Linked DNA regions of Mus musculus: regions 1 and 2 are each linked to region 3. A link is a loop called in an ENCODE intact Hi-C map of the cell type or tissue named here. Cell type or tissue: heart. All regions are shown on one strand.

Region 1 (8,000 bases), 160 kb after region 3:
GCTATATTAGAACACAGTATAGCGGGTCTGTCTCATGTGGAACTCCCAACAGGGCCTGGCCATCCAGGAGAGCTATTTTTAGCCCCCAGAAGCAGGAAATAAGTCATGGTCAGAGCAGGCCAGTAGCCCGGCACCCAGGTGCAATGGAAGTGCTTTGACGGGAGGTCAGCCGGCCATCCAGAAGGCAGGAAGGAGGCCCTCTCCCCGGCAAAACAGGAGGCCCCGCAGTTCCCAGAAGTGCCACTGGCTCTATCATCTGCCCACACCTGGGGCCCATGGGGACGACAAGGGTGGTTACCAGCCCCTTCCTCCAACCCAATTTACTCTGGCCTGGAATTGCTGCAGGCTGGGTTTATTGCAGCGTGTGTTGCTGGCCCTGGTTTAGAGACCTAAGAGGAGACTGGTCCCTGCAAGCAAGCGACATGGATAAGCATTGCATCCTCCAGGCTCCAGGGGCTACAGCAGAGTGTGGGGCCAGGCAAGAGCTGTTTTAGCTTTAACTCAGTGCCTGTCTGGAAACAGCCAGTCAAAGGCTCCCCTGCCAGGCCTCAGTTTCCCCTTCCCCCTCATGAGCCTTAACTGGCTTGTCTGGGGCCAAGGTCAGAGAGCTGAAGCTGCAACCCGCCCCCCCCCCTATAGTGGACTTCGGAGGCCAAGACCACCTTTTCTTCCTGTACCAGCCTGGGGCACCCTGGGTAGCTCCGGCTGGGTGTAAAGGGAGTTGCTAACTGTCCGCAGCCCAGCTCAGATGGTGGGCAGTGTGCATCAGCTGTGGCAGCCTAGGAATGACTTGGGACACTTTCACTTCCCCACTGGGTCCATGTCACCCACCCCTACTCCTAGAGTCTCAGTTCCCCCTGGCTGTGAGCTGCCACCCTTGTTCCAAAGGAAACCGTGGTCCCAGGCTGGATGTCACGCAAATTCAGCTGTCCCCCAGAGGCCTAGTCCCCAAAGACAGGCATCCTAGACATGGAGTCCTGGACAGTCAGGAGGCCTAGTCCCCAAAGACAGGCATCCTAGACATGGAGTCCTGGACAGTCAGGCATCTCGGCCAGTGCCCCGACACGGTACTGGGATGTTGTGACCTCTCAATGGGGAGTTTAGCAGTTGTGTCTGAGCTTTCTGTTTCCTTCAAATAATATGCATTATTTGTGTTAAAAAAAAAAAAAAAACCTGGCAGGGCTGGCAAGATGGCTCAGAGGATAATACGGTGCTTGTCGCCAAAACTGGTGACCTGAGCTTGATCCCTGGGACCCATATAGTGGAAGGAGAAACCCAACTGCCGCAACTAGTCCTCTGAACGTCATGTGTGTGCTGTGGCAACCATGAACTCCGAAGCCCGGGGCGCTCCACTGGGGCCCCTCTCCATGCTGGGCTTCCCACTGATCCATCTTTAAGCACAGTGCTGGATCTGGTCTCACACGGGGACAGTTAGGTGTCAGTAAGCCAGCCCACGGTGCAAGGTAGTGCAGAGCTTTTGGACAGTGGGAAGATGCTGCCATTTATCTGTAAACTGTTGGGCAGTTTGGGAGGGCTTCCTGGGAGAGGCGGCCGGCTGTCTCAACACATAGGAGCTCCTTCAGGGATTTGTTCAGGGAAGCAGTTAGCAAGTGCCACGCCGAGGGGAGGGAGAAGAGCACAAGTCCCCTCACCCTTCAGCCCCACACTGCCTGGACCGCCCTCCTGCCTTGTCTGTCCTAACCTCCTCCGCAGGCCGGAAGGAAGCTGAGGTGGGAATCTAGCCCCACAGTTCCCAAATGAGGAGAAACTGCTTGCAAGGAAAAAAAAAAATAACATTAATCCCATTGTCTCCGCTCCCAGATCCTGCTTGAAAAACAAAAACAAACTCAAACTGCAGCTGGGATGGTTTTCTCTGGCAAAGGACGAGGCTTGCCTAGGAGGTGGCTCTGTGGCCATGCCAGCTTACCCTGGGTGAGGCGAGTGGGCACCAAGTGTTGCCCCTAGATCCTGGCCAGTCCGTACCCTCATTCCAGGCCTGCCAGGTAGCCTGACTCTAACTACATCCCTGGGTCTCTAGAGAAGGGGTTCAAGCAGGGTCACCCTGTCTAGCACAGTGCTCACTTGGGGGCTGCCACGCCTGTCTTCTAGCCCTTTTCCCTTATTTCCCAGTGTGAGGCATGTTCAAATCTCCTACTCCAGCCATTCCTAATGGAAGACAAAGGAGACCAGAAGGTGCTACAGTGACAGGGGACAGAACAGGAGGCACAACCCAAGGGACATTTGACACCCCCCTCCCCCCACCAGCTCTAGGCACCTCAAGTGGCCTCCAGCTCTTGTTTGGGCTTGGTACCATGTTCCATGGCACCAGTACACACACATGTGAACACACACGCACACACACACACACTGTGAGCTCCTCTGTTCAATCCTCAGCAGGTGCTGGTTCATCTGGACCAGTTCTGGACCTGCCTAGCCATCTGAGGTCACTCCAGGGAGACAGAGGCCTGCCACTATCCAGCAGGCACGAGGGATTGCACTAGGAGAGCCAAAACAAGTGCCAAGTGTACAGGTGGGAAGCCAGTGGACTGGCCACGGAGTCCCAAGGTGCTGTGAGCCTTCTTCCTGCCACACCCAGCAGCCCTGCTTGGTGGCAGAGGGGTTCTGTATCTTCCCACAGAGATCCATGCTCAGAGAAGACCCTGCCGCCCAGGGTTCTGTGCTGGCAGCCCTGGAAGTTGCCCCCTCCTTTCCCTTCCCTCCAAGGCTGACCTCAGCAGCCCCAGCTGGGCTTTTCCCAGAGCCGAGGCAGGAAACACAGGCCCTGAGTGTTTGTTCAGGCCGGGCAGGGCTCCGGGCAGGCGAGGTGGAAATAGCCACAAGATGTTTGTCCAAGTGGGAGTCAGGTTCCCCACAAGGGAGGAAGAAGGAGGGCCGGAGGAACTGGCCGAGTCAGCACACTAGACCTATCCTTGCCTCCCTCACCCGTGGAGGCAGACTGCACACAGTAGGCGCTTGCTGAATGCAGAATGCAAGTTAGCAAGCTGGCATCTCCCTCAGGCAGAGCTTGGGGTTGAGCCTAAGACCCGCAGCGCCACTCCCTCATGTCCAGCTGAGCACGCAGCTCACAGCTCCTGCAAGCAGCCATTTGCGGCCCTAGAGTGGGGTACTCTTTCTTGGGCTCTACCCCCATCCCCTTCCCCCTACCTCTCCCTTTCTCCCTCTCCTAGCCAAAGCCCCTGCCTCTCTCAGACAAAGCAGTGTGTGACTGGCTCAATTGTGACATTGCAATTCAGCGTCTTGGAGAGTGACTGCATCTGGGGACAAGCCATTACAGAGGTGGTTAGGGCTGTGAGAAGGTGGCCTTCTGCATGCCTGGGAGAGGGCTTGGAAAGAAAACTGGGGCACCTTGACCTTGGGCTTCATTCAGTTCTGCCTCTAGAACTGAAGAAACAACGCATTACTGCTGGAGAGCCACCCAGGCAGCCATGACAAGACACACACACACACACACACACACACACACACACACACACACACATCCGCAGGTCACTCCCCCCCACCCCACCCCCCGGCCCCCGCACATCCCCCTGGCATCTCTGCCTTAAGCTCCTCTGACACCATCCCTTTGCTCTCCGCTCTGGCAGCACACCTGCCCCTCCTCCAGCCCCCACCCAGGACCCATTACCCTATCACTCTGCTCTACTTACTCCAGACCTCCCCAGGCTGCTGCCTGGCTCTGGACTCTGCTCAAACGTCCCCTTTAAAGAGGCCCTCCTTGACCAAAGTGTCGCTGGGGTTTTTTTCCTACTGGATGGTGCCCCTAGGCCTGGCACACAGTAGGTGCAGCCAAGATTTGCCTCCCATCCACAGGGCGGAATCCCCAGGTGTCAGCGGTAGAACTGGGCTAGAATTCTAGTTTAGCCAGGAGGCCCCCTGCTGGCCAGGCTTGTCCAACACACCTAGTGGTTCGCTGCTATTCTCCTGCCTCTCTCCTAGGAATTCTTCAAAAGACCCCCTGTCTAGGAGGGAGGCTGGAAACAAAGCAGGCAGGGGCAGGCCAGACCAGGCCTCCTGGGCTGATGGAAACTCATATCCTTGCATCATGAGCTGGCCTGAGAATTCCCTCCTGGCTGGCAAGGAGCACGCAGGAAATCAGTGGGCTTCTAGGAGGGAGAGCCTCTGGGTTTGTGAGAAGTCGGGACTCTGGCAAGCCTGGCCTGGTACACACCCGTTATCCTAGCACTTAGGTGAGGGCGAGAAAGCATCGGGCGGCCAGGGTCATCCTTGAATACACAGCAGGTTCAGGACAGCCACAGGACAACCTGTTGCCTGACTCAAACCAAATCAAAGTGTGGTGTGGCAGAGCTGGTACGGTGGCTCAGCAGTTAACATCTACACTCCAGCTGAACAGGACCAGAGTTCAGATCCCAGCACCCACAGCAGGTGGCTCACAATCACCTATCACTCCAGCTCCAGGGAAATCCAAGGCATTTTTCTGGCTTCTGCAGGCACCTGAAAGCATAGGGTGTACACACAGAGACACATAAGGGGGCAGTTCGTGGGGGAGTCACCTCTAGGTTCTAGCAAACCTGTGTCAAACATGGTGGGACCTCTGTTTGCTGCTAGGTGAGTGATGTGGTCTACCATTGTGGATCTGTCTCTCTTTCTCTCTCTCTCTCTCTCTCTTTTGGATTTACTTTTTTTTTTTTAAGATTTATTTATTTATATGTAAGTACACTGTAGCTGTCTTCAGACACTCCAGAAGAGGGTGCCAGATCTTGTTACAGATGGTTGTGAGCCACCATGTGGTTGCTGGGATTTGAACTCCGGACCTTCGGAAGAGCAGTCAGTGCTCTTACCCACTGAGCCATCTCACCAGCCCCTTGGATTTACTTTTATGTATGTGCTTTGTCTTCATGTATGTACATGCATCACATGAATGCCCGGTGCCCAAGGAGACCAGAAGGGAGTATTGAATGGGAACTAGAGTTACTGGGAGTTGATCTGAACCCAGGTCCTCGGAGGAGCAGTAAGGGCTCTCAATGTTTGGACCGCAGCTGCAGGCTTCCGTCTCAAAAAGTTTAGCAGTTTCTTTTTATAACAGTGGACCAGGCAGGAGAGATGACTCAGAAGGTAAAGTCTCGCTACACAAGTGTGGACATGGAGTTCAAAACCCAGGGCTGATAGAAAAGGCCCTAATCTGGGAGTGGTAGCACAGGTCTGTGAGGCCAGTGACGGGGAAGGACAGGCAGAGGTGGTGTGTCCTGGGAGTTCATGGCTAGCTAGCCTAGTTACATGGTGAAAGTTCCAAGCCAGTGCAAGACCGTCTCAAAGAAAAGGCGCCTGGGGAAGGGTTTTCCTCTGATCGCCACAAACATAGAGGCTCACATTCACACACGTGCTCATTCAGATTTAGACAACTCGGCAACCTTAAAGCTATGTGTGGGAATGGCCTGGAAATCCAGGTCAGCCCGAATGTCACAGGGTAACTGAGAAATGAGCCGGTGAGCAGACAGACAAAGGAAGCGAGCCACACAATGGGAGGAAAAGGAAGCGACTGCTCATCGGCAGGGCGGCAGGGACACCTTTCAAGCCAGGCACACCGTGGCCACGCCTTTCCAGCCCTCTTGGTGACTCATGCCCAGGGAGTCAGGCAACGAGGCAAGTGGCTGGTCAGAAGGCCTGCAACCACTGTTCTTGAATTCCAGGACTGTCCCAACCCACTGTCCCTGCTGAGCTAGGCCCTAGGGTGGACATTTTTTTTTTTTTTAAGATTTATTTATTGATTATATGTAAGTACACTGTAGCTGTCTTCAGACTCTCCAGAAGAGGGAGTCAGATCTTGTTACGGATGGTTGTGAGCCACCATGTGGTTGCTGGGATTTGAACTCCTGACCTTCGGAAGAGCAGTCGGGTGCTCTTACCCACTGAGCCATCTCACCAGCCCCCTAGGGTGGACTTAAGAGGTGCAGACCAACCAGACCATTGAGCCAACTGGTAAAGACAGCCTTGAGGTCTGCTGACTGGGGCTAGAGTCCTGGGCCTAACCCTAGTTTCCCTGTGTGAGGGAGGGAGGGAGGGAGGGAGGGAGGGGGCCTCCTGGTCCTGGGCAGCAGTGTTTGTAGCCACAGTGCTTCTTCTCTAGTTGGGGTGACTGAGGGAGCCGCTGCTCCCAGCCAGCAGGCAGGACACCAAGACTCTTGTGCTCTCCTGATTTTACTCACGTGAAGCCTCGTGTGTGTGTGTGTGTGTGTGTGTGTGTGTGTGTGTGTGGTCTATGTTTGGCTCTGTGTCAGGCATTTGGGACACAGGTGAATCACTGAGATAGTTTTTCCACTATGGTGGGAAGAGGTGGATAGAAACAGGTCAGTGGTCATAAAGATGTTTTGAGATGGGGGTCGCAGGCAGCCCAGGCTGGCCTTGAACTTCCAATGTAGCCAAAGGTGACCCGTGACCCTGATCTTCCCGTCTCTACCTCCCAAGTGCTGGGATTACAGGTATGTTCATTAAACGTTCAGTTGCAGAAATGGGAGAGTGTGCCTAGCAGGGCCCACAGGATCAAGGAACCCTGTAGGAGTGGGTTGTCGTGAACATGCTAAAGATAGTGTGGATGGTGGATCCTTGGGAGTGTCTCAGAGGGTGCAATCCCAAACATAGCCACAAGGTGGCGACGGAGACCAGGTTTGCCTTTTGTTTTTAATAATTTTCGAGAGTGATTCCTATAACTCCAGGATCTCCTTACATCAGACCCATCATATTCTAACGTTCTGCCACTCCCACTCACCAACAACATGCAAGCCTCCCCCAGTTGACACAGGCAAGTAGCATGGGTGATCTGTAGCAGATGGCTTGACAACACTTCTATCAGACTTACCAAATCCTACTCTAAAACCAGGAGTCCCCATCGCGTGTCTCATAGTGGTTTTGCCCCAGTTGGGAGGTTCTGAGACTGTCATTTAGATGTTACCTTTTTTGTTGTTGTCTTTTTTTTTTTCCAGGTTTAATTCAACTTATTAAATTTTCTTGGGCTGATTCAAACTTTAGTATTGCACATATGAATTTTAAGGGGTGGGTCTGGGGATTTAGCTCAGGGGTAGGGCAATGACTTAGCATCAACCAAGACCCTGGAGACAGCTACTCTCATTTTGGGATTTTGGAAAGGAGCCTTTGTCCATGAAAGAAAGACCTGGTGTTCTCCCTTCACATTGGATTCTCTGCATACCTACAATCCCAGAACTTGGGAGGCCGAGGCAGGAGGACCACTATGAGTGTGGCAGAGTGAAACCATACCTCAAAATTTACAGGTAAGTCAATATGGGTTTTGAAGCCCTAGAACTGTTTGTGCACGTGTGCATATGTGCATGTGTGTGTGCATGCAGGGTGTGCATGTATGAGTGGGGTATGTGTGTAGAGCCCAGGGTGTAAGGCTCTCTCTCTCTCTCTCTCTCTCTCTCTCTCTCTCTCTCTCTCTCTCTCTCTCTGTGTATAGAAGCTCAGTGCAGGCTTCTGGCTTGCTGTAGCCAAAGCCTCTCTGTACCCGTCCGTGCCCAGGGAGTCAGGCTGCTGGGCCAAGAGGCTTTGTGACCATTCTCACAGTTGAGTCTCTTTTTAATCGCTCTCCACTTTTTTTTTTTAAAGACATAGTTTCCTGAACCTGGAGCTCCATGGCTGGGCTGACTGACCATGGCTGACTGACCAGGGAGTGCCATGGAGCTCCCGTGTCTACCTCAGCATCCCTGGAATTACAGGGGGCAAAGATACAGAGTCCAGCTTTAAGTGGGTCCACCGAACCATCTCCCCAGTCTGATAACAAATCCTGGTTCCTTACCTGGCCTGATGGAACAGCAGAAATGCAAGAGTCTGAGCGTCAAACTGCCAACCACGCCCTCGGGCCTCCCATGTCATGGGAGGCAGGCAGGCAGAGCAGAACTCTTACTTGGCAGAGCAGCTTGGCTGCATCCTCAGAAGTAGACCAAGCAGGATTTGATAAGCAGTGGGCTTTTAAGTTCTACTCTTGAATGAGCACCTATTGTGTGCTG
Region 2 (8,000 bases), 150 kb after region 3:
TGTGCCACCCACTGTACGCCTGCTTTAAAAACTGCCTGGGTTTTTTTTTTTCCCCTGCCATTACTATAAAAAGACACCATGGGAAAAAAAAATAAGCAGACCTGGCATTTGCTGTGCTGTCCTGCAACTTAAGTACACACACACACACACACACACACACACACACACACACATACATCATGGTCATTTACAGGCAAAAGATTCAGAGAAAGGAATCGCATCCAGCCAGCTCTACCTTGTCATTCCCTGCCTCAGTTTCTCTACCAACAGCATATAACGGTCCAACATACTTTCCCTCTGAACACGCTGCGGTGTGAGGAAGGAAACCCCACCTAATCCCACCTCTTTTCCTTCCACCTGCTGCTGGACACGCCACAGTGGAGGCACATAGGTCCAGCCCATTGCCCTGTGGTGACAGCACAGGGGTGCAGAGCCAACGCACGGCAGACGTCAGAGGATATCTTACCCTGAGCATCTTGACTGCTGTTCCTTATGGGCCCCTCCTCCTTGCCAGCCACCGTGGGCTTTCTAGATCACATAATTGCCAGCCCCTGTGCTTGGCAGTGGACAGTGTGTGGCAGTGCCCACCCTGACCCTAGGTGCTCCGAAGAGGACTCTGTTTGAGACAGGATGTAGTTCAGTTGGTGCCACACTTCTCTAGCATTCACCTAGAGCCTGGGTTTAATACTCAAGGACACACACACTGAGTTTGGTGGCACATGTCCTTAACCCCACCACTCAGTGAGCCTAAAACTGACCCGTGCTACATGAGACCCAGTCCATCCTTAGGTCTCTGTATTGTCCGGGAGGCCAGAAACCAGGGAGTCGCATGAGGGTCCCCGGAAAGCAGAGGTCTCATGACATTAGGGGTTTGGTAAAATGTTCAGGGGACCCACAGGAGGCTGCGAGTGCAAGTGGTGGGGGTCTTATAGCTGCAAAGCAGGCCTGATGAGGACATGTTTCCAGGACAGCCTAGAGCCCAGCTAAGAGCTAACTGCATCCCCAGGGGTGAGAACAGCTCAACCAACCAATGACTGCTGTGCGCTGGGCACTGAGCATTTGCCTTTGTGGTTACCTTGCTCATTTGGTCCTCTGTGGGAAGACTGTGTTTGTGGTCCTAATGCCTCTGTGGGAAGGCGACTGTGCATTACCCTAGCTTTAGGGAACTTCAGAAGATTCTGTTGCCCCGTCAAGGCCACTTAGCCAGGCACCAAGAGAGGGACTTCAAGCCCGTGTAGGGGAGCCAGCAGCAGCTTGGAAAGGACAGCAAGCACCGTGGCCTGCTGCAGGTCCTCCTGCCAGGGGGCCCTAGCCTGTGTCCACAGCTGGGCATTGGGGAGAACACAGCAGACGAACCTAGAAGAGCGCTAGCAGAGAGACTGTGTGGCTTTGGAGTGAGGGGCAGGCCTTAACTACACTGCCCTGGGGCTAATTTCCCTGTAGAGGCCCTGCCCCCATAGGGAGGACGACAATCCAGCTGCCTTCAGCTGGGTGAGTCACTGTGCCGGCCCAGGGGGGCACCAAGGACCGTGGGAATCAGGACACATCTAACTGGAGGGGGAGGGGAGAAGCGGCCTGAGGAATCCCACAGAACCCTTCATCAGCCAGGGGCCCACGAAGGGCTGCCTCCCTTGCCCACAGAGCTTCCCTCTTCCTACTCTCTCAGCCTTCAGATGCAGCCAAGGCACAGCCATGGCAAGGCTCCGGAGAGAAGAACAGTGGCTGTCCTCACCCCAGAACTGCACAGGGCCTGACCCTGCTGGGTAGCAGCGCCACAAACTTCAGACAGTCCTTCTGCCTCTCACCCGCTATGACCTTTCTTGTGAGGGGTCAGTCGGCAGGGTGGTAGGCGGCTGAGGGAGTCTTTGCCAAGAGAAGGAATCTGTGCTTGCTCAAAGCCCCAGTGTTGGGCACGCCCACGGTATAGTCTTGCTACCCCTGAGGACCACAGAGAGAGAGGGACAAGGCAGGGAGCCTCAGTGAGCCCAGAAGGCTGGGCTTAGCCCTTTGTAAACTCAGTGTCATTTTGGGGTTGAAAGAAAATGAGTTCTGTTGTGAAATTCTTAGAGGGGACTGGCTGTACCCAAGGCCAATTCACTTGGGGATCCCCTAGCCTGGCTCTCTTGCTACTGCCCACCCTGAGGCCCCGCCTCACCCTCAGCCCTATAGTTCTCCACCAAAGATTCACTCCTTTTCCATCTTCCATTTGTCCGGCCAGACTGCCTGGATGCCCCCATTCCACATCTGTAAGGCCGCAAAGCCCCAGCACCATGAACACATGAGGGGGCCAAACAACTTGTGTTCAAGCAAGCCCCACCTCTGCTCCTTTTCAGCTGTTTGTGCATCCCTTAAAACTTACACCCATTTCTTCATCTGTATGTACAAAGGGATGAGAACACACTTGCTGAAGACATTTGACACACCACACACTAGGTCTGTGGTTCTCAACCTTTCTAAGGCTGGGTAAGACCACCACCCCCCAACCATAAAATGAATTCATTGTTACTACTTCATAATTGTAATTTTGCTACCATTATGAATCACAAAGTAAATATCTGATATGCAGGATAATGCAGCCCCTGTGAGAGGGTTGTCTGGCTCCAAAGGGGTCACACACAACCCACATGTTGAGAATGGCTGGCTTAAGTTAAAAACCCACAGCATTTGTGATCACAGGTCTGCCACACCACCTGCTAGCTGCTCATTTGCTATTTGTTGAGGTGGCCTTGAGCACACACCTGTTTGCCAACCAGGTGGCCTCACTAGGGAACCAATCACTTCCCAAATAACAGTGTCCCCTGGCACGGGCTCCCACTGGGAGTTTACATCCCTGCAGGTCTACACTCTTGGGATCTCCGATGGGTGTCCCTGTCACATACTCAGCCCTTCCGACCCACATGCCCTTTATCTTCAGTGCCAGGTGCCACACCCATCACACATCTGCCAGGGTGCAGAGGTATGTCCTAAGGGCACCTGCACTCTCCCTAAACACTCTCCTGGTGTCACTCCCCTCTCTCAGTTCAGCACACACCTGTGGCCCCCACCTGCAGAGCTGATTTGTAGGTGCGCTGTCTTCGGGGAACACCTGGGTACCTTGACAACCTAGACCTCCCCACTTAGGTGTGCGCACCTGTGACCCAGTACGCTCCCGGGCCAGCACCGCTGGCAGTAACCAATCCTCTGGGATATCTGCGTGCATACTGTATCCCCGCACACGCCCCTCAGGTCTATGGCTTACCTGTATGTTGCGCTTGCTCTCGCAGGCCGGCCCGGTGCCCTGCACCACACTGTCCAACACCGCCACCACGTCGGGCGCCGGCTCCACGAAGCAGGCGGTGCGCGCTGCACGAATGGCAGCCTGCACGTCGTCGAAGCGGAAGGCGCAAAGCGCGGCCGGGGCGTTGCGGGCACCTGGGGCGCCCTGGGGCCTCTCGAAGACAGCGAAGAACTGCTCGCGCGCGGGGAAAACCGACACGAGGCGGCTGTAGAGGTCGCCGCGGCCCGCGCCGCCCGCGCACTGCAAGCCCAGTTGGATGTAGGACTCGGTGAGCTTCTTGGCGTCGCCACCCGCGCCGCGGGGCAGGCAGATGCGCGCCAGCAGGCTGCGCGCCTGGCTGTCCTTGTCGCCCGCACGCGCCTCGCTGTTGAGCGCCAGGTACGCGTAGGGCTGCGCGCTGTGCGGTGGCACCGCCGGGTGCAAGAAGGCACGCACGAAGCCCAGCTTGTGCTGCTCCTTGGCGCCCTGCTTGATCTTCAGGATGTTATCGTCCGACGGGTTAAGGTCGAAGGTGAAGAGCTTGGCCAAGTCTCCACGCGCGTCCAGGGAGCGGATAGCGATCTCGGGCGTGTTCTCGAAGCGGTGGTCTTCTAGGCTACGGTTGCGCGGGAAGAAAGCGCTGCCGAAGCCGGTGTACGTGGCGCCCACGAGCAGACGGCTGCCCCCGGTGCCCGAGGTAGGCGGCAGCACCAGTCCCACAGTGGACGCGTTGGGGTGGTTGGCGGCCACGTTGAGCATGCTGGGGAACACGGTGACCGGTTCTGCGGTCGGCGCGGCAGGCGGAAAGCTCACGGCCAGGGCTGAGATGTTGCCCCGGCGCCTCAGCTGGCACAGACCCTGGTAGATGGAGCCGCACGCGACCACCAGACCCTGGCCCGGGTCCAACTGCAGGATTTTGTTGTAGTTGTCCGTGAGGCGCCGCGGGTGCTCGCACGAGGCCTGCGGGAGCTGCGGGGCGTGACACAGCGGGCTGTCCGGCACGGGACCCACGGTCGCCTCGGCTTCCAGGCTCAAGTTGGCACTCGACAGTTGGTACAGGCGGTTCACTGCCGCCAAGTACACGGTGCCCGCCGTGCCGTCCAGGGCGAAGTTGTTGGTGGGCGTGGGCGAGGGGAAACGGCGCTGGATCTCTAGGGCGCCGGCCCGTGCCGCCCCGAGCAGCAGCAGCAGAGGCAGCGGCAGCAGACCAGGGCCCCGCGAGTGAGGGCGCGGACGCAAGGGGACGGCCGCGGCGGCCCGGGCGCTAGGGGGTGCGCCGCCCGCGGCGCGACGAGCCATCCAGGCGAGCGCGGGCTGCGCGGCGCGGCGAGTGCATGGGGCGCGGCGCGGCCGGGAGCCGGGAGCTCGGAGGCGGCGAGAGGCGGGGGGGGGGCCCGGGCCGCGAGGCGCTTCCTGCCCGCGCCTGCCGCCCCCGGCCCCGGCGCCCCGGCCCGACTCTGGCGAGGCGCTCAGCCCGGGGGCGGCTCCGTGGAGACCACGCCCACAGCCCATCTCCCCGCCCCAGCAGCTTGGCCCACGCCCTTTCGCCCCGGGCCACGCCCCCGGCCACGCCTCTGGGCCACGCCCCGCGGTCCGAGGTCACTGGTGGCCGATACCCGGGCAGTCGCAAGTTGCCTGCCTCTTTCCTGGTTCCTGGCCAGCTCCTGGAATGTCTTCCTCTCGCTTGTTTGTTATCCTTCCTCTCTTTCTCCTCGCTCTAGTACCTTCTCTGTTCTGTTTCTGGGCTCCCGTTTGCCTTCCACCGCCTCTCAGAGTTTCGCTCTTTCAATCTCTCGGACTCCCCTACTCCGATCCTGTCAACTCCGCCCCGTGTCTCTCCCGCGTCACTCCCTCTCCCTCATCTGCGTTTCCTTTTTTTTTTTTTTCTTTCTGTTCCCGCTGCTCTCCCTCTCTACTCTTTTCCTCTCCTTGCCCCTAAAGCCCTCCATTTCCCCTCAACCGCCTGCCCCTTCTGGCCACAGTCCCCCTCCCCGCCCCCCCCGCCCCCCCCCCCCCCCGCTCACACCCCCTATGTTCTCCAAGCCTCACTCTAAAGACCAGCCAGACCAGGGACATCAGGCCCCTGGCTAACCTATGGTCTGTTCCCCGAACTGCTCTGTAAAAGGAGTTTGCAAGCAGCAGGCTCCGGGGACAAACTTGACAATCCCACAGCAAAAGTAGGAAACTGTGTTGAGAGGAAGTTCATTCCTCTTGCAAGGGCAGGCTGGGCTGAGCAGAACACCAGACACAGGGCCTTACTTTCTGGATAGAGCCAAACCCCGCAGACCCCCAGGACCTTGCCCTTAGGCCAAGGTTCTGAGAAACCTAAAGTCATTCCACATATGAGCTGGCACTGGGCACCGGACTCCTTTGACCTTCAAAGGAACAGGTAGGCCCTGGGATAAAGGCAAGGAGTCATTTTCCTAAGGTCATAGAAACCCAGGTGATCCTCTCCATAGCATGGGAGTGCCCACATAGGACCACACCAAATGCTAACCTCCTTACAAAGACTCAACCCACTTTCCGTGCATGGAAACTGAGGCCCCAGAAGTAAAGCCCAAAATACACCGCTAAGGGGGAAGGTGGGACACAGACCCATTGTTTGAAGCCACAGTTCCAGCTACAAGTTCTCAGTCAGGGTCTCCTAGCAGCTTGCAGCTGTCACTTGAGGCCTAGTGGCCCTCTCTCAGAGGGTGACCTTGCTCCCACCAGATAGGAAGGAAGGATGGGGAGGGGCTTTCCCTGTGCCTGAAGGGTCAGCAGCAAGGGCTCAGAGCCCAGCCATCCCCATTTCCCTGGCCCCCACCCCAACCTTCCTGTCCCTGTGCCTGCCTGCCGGCTTGCCTGCCATGTTCCAGCCCATTCATGGCCTTGGCTTTGATGGTCAGGAGTGTTCCTTGGCAGGAAATTGGAGACTTATGTCCTGCCTCCACCCCCAACTGAGCACCCAGGGGACTTGCCTCTACCTCTGTTTGGGGAAGGCCCGAGTCATGCTCTCCCTGTGAGCCACAGGCCCTCCACTCCACTGGACAGCCCCAGCACAGATTATAGGCTTGTCTTCCTCTGCCCTCCCTCTCTGTCTCTCTCCCTCTCTCTACCCTCTGTCTTCACACAGTATCTCTGGTCTCATTCTCCATCCTCTCCCCACCCCCTCCTTGCTTCCTTCCTGTCCCTCTCTTGCTTTCTTGCCGCATCCTGCAGCTCCCCCCACTGAGCCTCGAGGATAATGCTTTATGACATCTCGGTTTAGCTGGCCAGATGGATTGTTTTGTGTATTGTGGACAAACTTCCTGCTAAGCTGGTAGATTTCTGCCATCACCCCACCTTCAGCGTTTGGGACCTGAATTCTAGGGTCTGAATATATTCACATAAACTGAAGTAGGAATTATAGTGTGGCCTCCAGCAAGGTGCTTGCCCTCTCTGAGCCTGTTTCCTGTGGACCATATAATAGCACACTACTGCTAGGTTGAGTCATGGCCCCACAGCCCCTGCTAAAGTCGGGAGGAAGGGCAGGAGGAGGCAATAGATCATGGCTCCTGCCTGTTTTATGTCTTGAATCCCATAGTAGTTAATGGGTTATCTGGGGGTAAACACCACCCACAGTTCTGCCACCACTATCTCACAACCTTCTTTGCACCAGAAGACAAAACAGGGGTCACTGAGCCCATTTCACAGACGGAGAAACTGAGGCATCAGCAATAGGACTGGAACTCAGTTTTCTCTCTAAGACCAAGGTTACTCCTGGGTGGGCAGAGATGTGAGGAGGGAGTGGGGAGGGAAGTCCTTGCTGAGATTCTGGGGGTCCTCCCAGGATAAATAAATAAAATTGGGTATCCATTGGGAGACAGGTAGATGGCACCCAGCACACTGACGGAGGTAGTTATACCCACATCCAGCCATTCGGCTGCCAGCGACTGATGACTGGGCCCTTCCCCTCCTGCTCCTGGTTCCTGATTCCATCAAGAAGTCTCTGTCTGGGGCTAACGCGTCTTTAATGACTCTCTAGCATCTAGCATTTGTCACTGTCCCTGCCGAATAGAAAGAGGGTTTCAAGCTCGGTCAGCACCACAAGCTTACACCTTCTAGAATTTACTCAGAACCGTCGTCGTTTAAGTTCCTGCCTGCTTCCAGCTAGGGGAGCTGGTTTCCAGCTTGGCATGTGGTGTTGTCCCTGGTCAACTCCTGTGGGAAGGCCTTGAAAAGTGATCCCTAGGCTCTGGCCATGGCCACTGTCCAGGTGTGCAGATCTGGAATTGGTCGGGACGGGGGGTTGGGGGGGGGTGGAAGCTTTCCCTGGCTGCTGGGGACTCAGGGTGAGTGTGTTCCTCAGGTCAGGGCTTCCTTGCATACAGCCTCCTGCAAATCTCCTCTGGCAATGCAGGGCAGAGGGAGGGAGGGAGGAGGGGAGGGGAGGGGGTGAGAGGCAGAGGGGAGGAAATGTTTTTCTTCTTCAATTGGAAACAATAACACTGGGGGCTCAGGCTGTCTGGGAAGAGGGGCTCAGCCTGGGGACTGGAGAAGGTTCCCCCTGCAGGAAGTACTCCTAACACACAAGTGGAGGGCAGGAAAGTGCTGGAGGAGGCAGAGTAGAGGAAAAACAGGGGAGGGGCCCTGTAGCCACCTGGGGCTCTGCCCTTCCAGTCCTTCCTCACCATGAGCCTGCATGGGGACGGGAAGGGTCAGAGAGGTGGGGACATAAGCCTGAAGCTGCACAGCCTGCTCAGTGTCCCAACTCAGCTCTTAG
Region 3 (8,000 bases):
TAGCCTCACGCCCCTGCTGCTCTTTGAACAGAGGGCAAATCTGGTTGGGACTACAACAGGACTTCTTTCTCATAGATCCAGGCACACTGGTGGACTTATATGCTGAATATGTTGGCTTATGTTGGATATGGCCAGTGGTGGGCTTACCTGCTTCCATTCATTGACACAAAAGATCCGGTAGGAGTCGTTGCCATATTTACCAATGCCATGAAGCTCAATCGGATACCTCCACTGCTTTGTCAGATATTCATCTGAGGGATACACATCCAACACATGGTCAGCCTTGAGAAAGTCACCTTCCTTATACCTGTAATGGGGCAAGATGACCCCTCCCTCTGAAGCAGTGCTGATTGTAGCCTCGATCACCTTGCCCTTATCACCTACCTCTTCCTCATCACTCCTGTGTGCTTTGCGAAATATAAATAGACAGAGGAAATGCTTCTCTTCTATGTACAGGGCTACTCAGTGTTGGGCAAAGATTTATGGTTTGGGTCAGTAGGAGTCTGTGGTGTGGGGCAAGCGGCCTGTTTTAAATGTCTTTGGTGCTTGAGCTAAATGACCTCAATTAATATAGCATCCCAGGGCATTAAAGTTTAAGGTGTGGCTGCCTTCAATAGGCACAGTTTGCTCCTTCCACTGGGCTGGGGACCATACCTGAGAACTTGATAATGGTTTTTGCACGGAGATCGTAGAGACCAAGAGGCTTGAGAAGCTCCGACACGTCCCTCCAGTCGGCAGCTCGGGCCACTTCAGCTGAAGGGTACTTCTCTAGAAACTCCCACAGCACAGGGATGGCCATCTTGCCTGGGGAGCATAAACAATGGCAGACACATGTCTTGGGAAAGGCCAACTTCTTATTTAGGTAGTTTTGCATCTATAAACTTCAGGCCGTGGCATTTCTGTTACTGTGTTTGTGGTGCTGGGAATGAAATTAGGGTATTTTGCATGATGGCAAGGACTCCACCACTGAGCTATATCCCTAGCCTTGCTTATTGTCAAGTCACTACCCAAACCAGCAGCCATTTACAGAACCAAATACCAACACTGTTAATCTACTTGGTTATTAGTACAAATTATACAGAAACTGGCTAGTTTTCAAATAATCAGCTCACTAGATAACCACTATAAACATCCAATGAACACAGGGAAGTTCCAAGCAGGATAGAGGAAGAAATATTAACTGCTCCTTCACTGATAACCAAAGCTAACCTGTTAGTAGGAAATCAATGACCACCTGGCCCTCAGTATTAAAAAGAATGTTGGCTGTTATCCAGTCTAATGTTTGCATAAGTAAAGAGTTCTGACATCACAAACTCAAAATGTACCTTGACCTTAGACTTCTTAACCAGTTTAGGTATCTCCCTTCTAACCAGGACAAGATGACAATGACCCACAAACCTGAGGTCCGATTGAGAAATATAGTCGCGATGAGGAGCTTCCATGGGTCATGGAAAAGTATTTCTTGAACAAGATTAAAAGGTGACCGAGGAGGGGTCCATTTCTTGAAGGATTTGCGTCTTGGGGGGCTAAGAGCTACAAAAATATAGGGTTGTCAAAGTTGTTCTCATAAAAGACTTGGAATGTCCCCCTTGCCCCCCCCCCATTCTGCTTAGGGAAAGGTGGGTACCTTCTTTGTTGTACTTGCTGGAAAAATACAGGCTTGTTTTCCTTTTTTCTACTTGTGTCCGTGGGATGCTGTCTTCTGAGAAGCAAAATTAGTTTATAGTCTACACCTTAGGGAATGCTGAGGATAGCCTAGGCTACATAAATTACCCTAAGTCCACTAATATATCAGTTAGGCATTATTTTATCTCCACTTTATTCATAAGGAAACTGAGGCACAGAGAAGCTAAATGAGTCCCAGGTCATACAGCTCGTGTGAGCGCTACAGTGGGAATGCAGGCAGACCAGCTCAAGATCAGGCCTTACATGGCCAGCTCACAGTATAGAAAACTGCAAGTCTGAATATTCTAGTATATTTGTACAATGTGGTCATTAAAATGTCGAGACTCTATCATGAATATTTTCTACTGTTATTTACTTCAAATAGGAAAAAAGAGGCAAGATTCTACATATGATCTCAATTTTATAAACATGAATTTGTAAGTGTACGTATGCACACACATAAAGAGACACTAAGAATAGAATCACGATGGTACAGTGGTTGTTAGAAGTGGTAATTTTTCTTTTCTTCTGTAATTTCCCCCCACACTTGAAAGGTTCTTCAGTTGTATTAACCAAAAAGGAGGCACACAGGAGAAGCTGAGGAGGAGCCGTGAGCCAGCCTGGGCTACCCAATAAGCTTCTGGAGAGACTGCTCAGCACTCAGAGTACTTGCTGCTCTTCCAGAGGGCCTATGTTCAGTTCTCAACACCAATGCCGAGTGGCTCACAACTGCCTGTAACTCCAGCTCTCGGGAATCTAATACCCTTTTCTGCCTTCTGTGGACACCCACACCCACCCAGTCACCCACATATACAAAATAAAAATCTTAACCAAGATATTATCAAACCTCTCAAGTTTCGATCTCTCAAGTTGAAATGGTCATAATACTCCCTTTAGCTACACCCTGTGAGTATCAGTTAATATCTTACTTACATTTGTATTTTATAAAACCATCTTTTAGCTGGGCAGTGGTGGCACATTCCTTTAATCCCTGGGAGGCAGAAACAGATGGATCTCTGAGTTTGAGGCCAGCCTGGTCTACAGAGTGAGATCCAGGACAGTCAGGGCTACACAGAGAAACCTTGTCTTGAAAACAAAAAACAAAACAAACAAAAAAACCCTCAAACCATCTTTTTTCACTTCTTATTTTTACCTCACAATTATTTTGTTATTGTTTTGAGACAATGCCTCGGGTAGTCCAGGCTCTCCTCAAACTTACCATGTAGCTGAGGATGGCCTTCAACTCACCATCTTTCTATACCTAACTCCCAAATGTTGGGACTATAGACATGTAACACCATACTCGGCTACCTTATAATAAAATTGTTTAATTTTTTTTTTTTTTTAATTTTTTTTAAGATTTATTTATTTATTCTATGTAAGTACACTGTAGCTGTCTTCAGACACTCCAGAAGAGGGCGCTAGATCTCGTTACGGATGGTTGTGAGCCACCATGTGGTTGCTGGGATTTGAACTCTGGACCTTTGGAAGAGCAGTCGGGTGCTCTTACCTGCTGAGCCATCTCACCAGCCCCCAAATTGTTTAATTTTAATTTATGCATTGTTACATGTGATACCTGTGGGGGCCAGCAGAGGGCATTAGATCCCTTGGAGCTGGAGTTACAGGCAGTTCTGAGCCACCTGACATGGGTGTGGGGAACTGAATTTCGGTTTTCTGGAAGAGCAGGAAGTGCTCTGAACTGCTGAGCCATCTCTCTAGCTGCCTTTTGTCTTGATATGAAAACCAGAACTAATTTGGGGTATTCCTTAAGTTTTCAGAAACTAAAGCTTAAAGGCGTTGCCAGAAAATGATACCAGAGTTGACTAAACACTGCAAGAATTATCCAGGTCTCCACATAATGATGTCAGTGGCTTTTGCTATTCTAGTCTGGGAAGGGAAAGTCCAGAAGAAAGCATGAAACAGAACAAAGGAAAATGATTTTATGGGTACTTGATGTTTTCCATGGCTTCCCACACTAACTAACCAGCCTCCTTTATTACCTGTTGGTTTGATACTTTCTAGCCAAGCAATGTTCATTCTAGTGGGCACCTAGTACCCAACAGCACCTCCCCTACACTGAGAACCAGAATTCAGAATAGGACAAGCTGGATACTTCCAAATTGGCCAGAGAAGAAGCTTTTAATATTTAACCTACCCATTATAATTGCAGTATATCTATACAATCCAATGCTTTAAGAAGCTCAAAGGACATACATTGAGGAATTCTTATCCATTTCCTAGGTATATGTGGCCATCTGTTAAAGACGCATCAATCCCAGGCACAGAGGAGACACACAATTATGGATGGGACTGGAGACAGAACTCAAGCGTTACCCTTGTTCCACCAATCTGTGCAGGCTGTGTTCCCAAAGGAATCTAAGTAAAATTAAAATTACTATTCTTCTTTAAGAGTTATTCATTATGCCGTAACAGTATAATGAATAACCCAGGGCTGCTCAGATCTTTTTATCTATTATTCACTGAGGCATTGTATAGACAAGTCTGCCAAGCCCAGGACTCTTGTGTGAAGAGCACAGTACAAATAATACATGAACTAAGCGATTATACTTTTGAATTATTGAAAGCTCCAAGGCCTTTTAGAGAAGCATCAGGCTGCAACAGAAGAAAAAGAATGTAATACAGATGAAATTAAATTGGGAGTCACACAGCAGCAGCACCGGAGGGGCAGGAAGGTGCCGACTATTCTTGGTCAGTTTATAAAAGGAGTCTTATCTACATTCTTCTCAGAAAAATCTCCCTTACGGTCTTAGAATTGCTGCCAAAAGAGAAGATAGCAAGTGTGGAAAGCCCCACCTCTTAGCTGCTGTCCAGGGAGAGGTGGTAGCAGCCATCACACACCAGTCTTCCAATGCTGAGCATCCTGGCTGTAGCCAGCTGATTACCTCTCTGCCATAATTAAGGGCCTGATGACCAAGCTCAAAGATCAGTTACAGGATGGAGATGTAACTCAGTTGATAGAGTGCTTAGCTGCCACGCATTAAGCCCTGGGTTCTGTGCCCAGCACCACATAAACTTGCATAGTGGCACATGCCTTTAATTTCAGCACCCAGGAAGCAGAGTCAGAAGGATACAATTTCGAAAGTCTCTCCAGCTATACAGTGAGACCCAGGCTGGCTGGGATACATGAAACCCTGTTCTCAAAAATCACTTAGGGCAGATATTGGGATCAACTGGGAGAATATATCTGACGCTTGACTCTTCTTCACTATACTCTCTATCTCAACCCCATCCCGGCACGAAATACAAGATCCGCGAGGGTAGACAGTTCACCACACAGCTAACAGAATTTTCATGCACTGAGTACCTTGAAATGTCTCAGAAGTAAAGTGTTTCTTGGCTTGTGAGCAGCTGGGCATTTCAGAGCCATCCTGTAAAACACCAGTATGCAAATGTGCCTCCCCCTTTCTGTCTCCCTTCGATCTGATTTCCTCTGATTCTAAAAAAGTCTGCTCACGATTTGCTTCACCTGCTGCTTCAGTTGAATGGAATTTGTTTGTGGTGCCAGAAGTTACTTGTATGAAACAAAGATCCAGTCCTGGGCTTGGTGATTTTTCTTCCCCAGCCAGGCCAACAGTCTCCCTTGCACAGGCATCTGCAGGGCAGAGGGTTCTGTTGAGTTGACTTTCCTGTGGCACCAGCTCGCGATCAGCACCCACCTTCTGAACCACAGATGCTCTTTTTCTGTTTCTTTGAGTAGACTCTAAGAGACTCTTCCTGCACTTTTGTTTGGTTTTCTGACTTGCAGTTCCTTTCAAAACAGTCACCTTTCTTTTGGACTTTCTCCTCTTCTCAGAGTCAACATCCTGAATGTCCCTATGTTCTCTCAATAGCAAGCAAGCCGAGTTAGAGTTAGACAGTCCGCTGCTTTCTGGCGACTCTGAAGTACCACTGGGCAGAGGCAACACATCTGTTTTCCACTTGCTTCGTGTCTTGAGGTTCTGCTTTGAAACGTCAGTTTCATTTGGCTGCAGGGAAGTCAGAGCTGCCAAACTTTGGTGTTTATAACCGGGATTGATGCTCCCTTTCGGCAGTACAGTAAAATCAAAATCTTCAGGCTTAAGAAAAGTCTCCCCATTTTTGAGAAGATAATTAGCAAGTGAACGTTTTGATCTGAACTTCAATCCTTGTGGGCTTAAAAGGAAAAAAAAAAAAAAAGAGTGACTTTTTAAAAAGAACTGGACCACATTTCAGAATTCCAATTAATAGTTTTAAAATGTCACCAAAGATGTTTGGCATTTTAAAGCAACAAAAAGTAATAAATGGCTTTTCAATAGATTCTTCTATGATAGTATAAAATCAGCATACAAATGTAGCTTAAATCCAAATGTCTCATTACCATTGAGAACAGGATCAGCACTGTGTATATGTGACTGTCCCCAAATCACTTGATACAACCAGTGACACTGAAGGAACAGTAATGATCTTATAATACATTATTTATTTATTTATTTATTTATTTTTAATTATTTAATTATTTATTTATTTTGAGACAGGGTTTCTCTGTGTAGCCCTGGCTGTCCTGGAACTCACTCTGTAAACCAGGCTGGCCTCGAACTCAGAAATCTGCCTGCCTCTGCCTCCCAAGTGCTGGGATTAAAGGCATGCGCCACCACTGCCCAGCTACATTTTTTAAAATGTATGTGTGTGGTATATGCATGTGTATATGAGTGTTCTCATGTGTACCTGTGCATGTGGAAGCTTCAAGTTAAAAATCAGGTGTCCTTGTTCACTTTGCTTGAGACAATGTTTTTCACTGAGCCCAGAAGTCACAAAATCCAGCTAGTCTAGCTGCCAGCTTCCCCTGGGGATCCCATCTCAGGCTCCTGAGAGCCAGGGCCACAGGCAGCTGCTGTGCCCACTCAGCTCTGCAGATGGACTCTGGGGGTCTGAACAATGACAAATGCTTTATTCCCTGAGTCATTCCCTTAGCCTATCAACCGCAGATTCTTGCTATCCTTTCCCATTACGGACAAAAATCACTTGGCGGTATTGTTATTTTCCTTCCTAAATGCTTACCTGATAAAGTATACATCAAATTTTCCTGCAGTTTTCCCAGATAACCTTTGCTTCACAACTCTTTCCCATCCACACGGGACAGGCTTGTGGCCTTCTGTCGCTGTAGTACTAGACAGAGTAGAAGCAGTGGGCTCTTGGAGAAGGGAGCTGCGCTCACTGCTTATCACCAGGTCCTTTCCATCTTCTCCCACTCCTCCCAGTCCAACAGCAATATCTTCCTTGCTGGAAAAACAAAACCCAAGTGATGAACTTAAAATTGCTTTTACCCTGCTTCCTCAGTTTCTGCCCACAGCAGTATGAGACTGTATAAAATACAAATTAAAGTCAGTGAGCTAGTCTTGTGCCATGAGGATTGTCCAGCTCTAACAACTTCTTGTCCTTCAACATGAGTGTCCTCCTCCACCTTGATTTTCAAACAGGGTTTCTCTGTGTAGTCTTGGCTGTCCTGGAACTCACTCCATAGACCAGGTTGGCCTCCAACTCACAGAAATTTGCTTGCTTCTGCCTCCCAGATGTTGGGAAGAAAGGCATATACCATCACTGCCTAGCTCAACATGGGTTTTTAAATGTTAGGACTCTCCACACAGTATACCTGCTAAACTTTTTCTTAATTCACACTATAGGGATTCAATAAAGGATTCTGATAACAGTTGTTGGAAGTCTGAGATATGAGCCAGTAACTGAACTTTTCATCTGAGATCAGACAAACTGCTCAAATGAATCACCCCCTCTTTCCTGCAAACATGTAAGGGGAACACTTCACATATGTGTGCATTTTTGAGAACCAACAACTACCACTTTTGTAAAATAGCATGGCCCTCCAAAAGCTACATAATTTCTGGTAAGAACTTCCAGCTCTCTTTCAGTCTTGATTCTCATCACTTTGTGAGGTTAAAATGTACTCTCATTGGGTGGTGAAGAGATGGCTTAGCTGTTAAGAACACGAGCTACTCTTGCAGAGGTCCTGAGTTCTATTCCCAGCAACCACACGATGGCTCACAATCTTCTAACTGTAATCACATGGGACCTGATGCTCTCTTCTGGTATGCAAGACAAAGCACCCACACCCACACCCCATGTATATAAAACATATATATAACATAAATAAATAAATCTCTAAGAATTATTTTACTCTTATTGACAAATTGTGTGATAACAAAATCAAATCACCTGCAGAGTGGACCCCGAAACCTAGGCCCACCTAATACTTCTCCCATACTGTTATGGGGGGGGGATAGTTCCCACAAAACCTCCAGTGCAGTGGATCTCTTCCCCCTTTAAAGAATTTATTTATTCTT

What was found. Hi-C counts contacts between places; a loop is a spot of excess contacts. Peaks named below come from ENCODE experiments on the same cell type or tissue, not always from the same donor. Only the 100,000 strongest peaks of a DNase experiment are listed, where the experiment ranks them.
Region 1: a loop joins it to region 3, with 6 times the contacts of the local background. A loop is called at or near these places in 18 of 42 quality-filtered maps.
Region 2: a loop joins it to region 3, with 2.6 times the contacts of the local background. A loop is called at or near these places in 18 of 42 quality-filtered maps.

Annotation. Positions count from the first base shown.
Region 1 is chr6:116,004,111-116,012,110 of GRCm38, forward strand. No RefSeq gene overlaps it. Among named protein-coding and RNA genes, the nearest start is that of Plxnd1, 13 kb to the left of the region's middle. In heart, CTCF peaks have their summits at 253, 3,898 (motif pointing left) and 6,616 (motif pointing right); DNase peaks (open chromatin) are centred at 151, 1,851, 1,961, 2,821 and 4 weaker places; H3K4me3 peaks cover 528 bases; H3K27ac peaks cover 4,491 bases.
Region 2 is chr6:115,990,251-115,998,250 of GRCm38, forward strand. Plxnd1 (plexin D1) reads right to left here and starts at 4,755. Exons shown (of 36, transcript NM_026376.3): 1 at 3,239-4,755. The coding sequence starts at 4,555. In heart, CTCF peaks have their summits at 6,468 and 7,768 (motif pointing left); DNase peaks (open chromatin) are centred at 1,781, 1,951, 4,801, 6,191 and 6 weaker places; H3K4me3 peaks cover 6,189 bases; H3K27ac peaks cover 7,750 bases; H3K27me3 peaks cover 2,038 bases.
Region 3 is chr6:115,843,916-115,851,915 of GRCm38, forward strand. It overlaps Mbd4 (methyl-CpG binding domain protein 4), which reads right to left. Exons shown (of 8, transcript NM_010774.2): 2 at 6,703-6,924; 3 at 4,991-5,817; 4 at 1,628-1,702; 5 at 1,399-1,533; 6 at 655-804; 7 at 148-251. Among named protein-coding and RNA genes, the nearest start is that of Mbd4, 5.4 kb to the right of the region's middle. In heart, a CTCF peak has its summit at 3,240 (motif pointing right); a DNase peak (open chromatin) is centred at 3,296.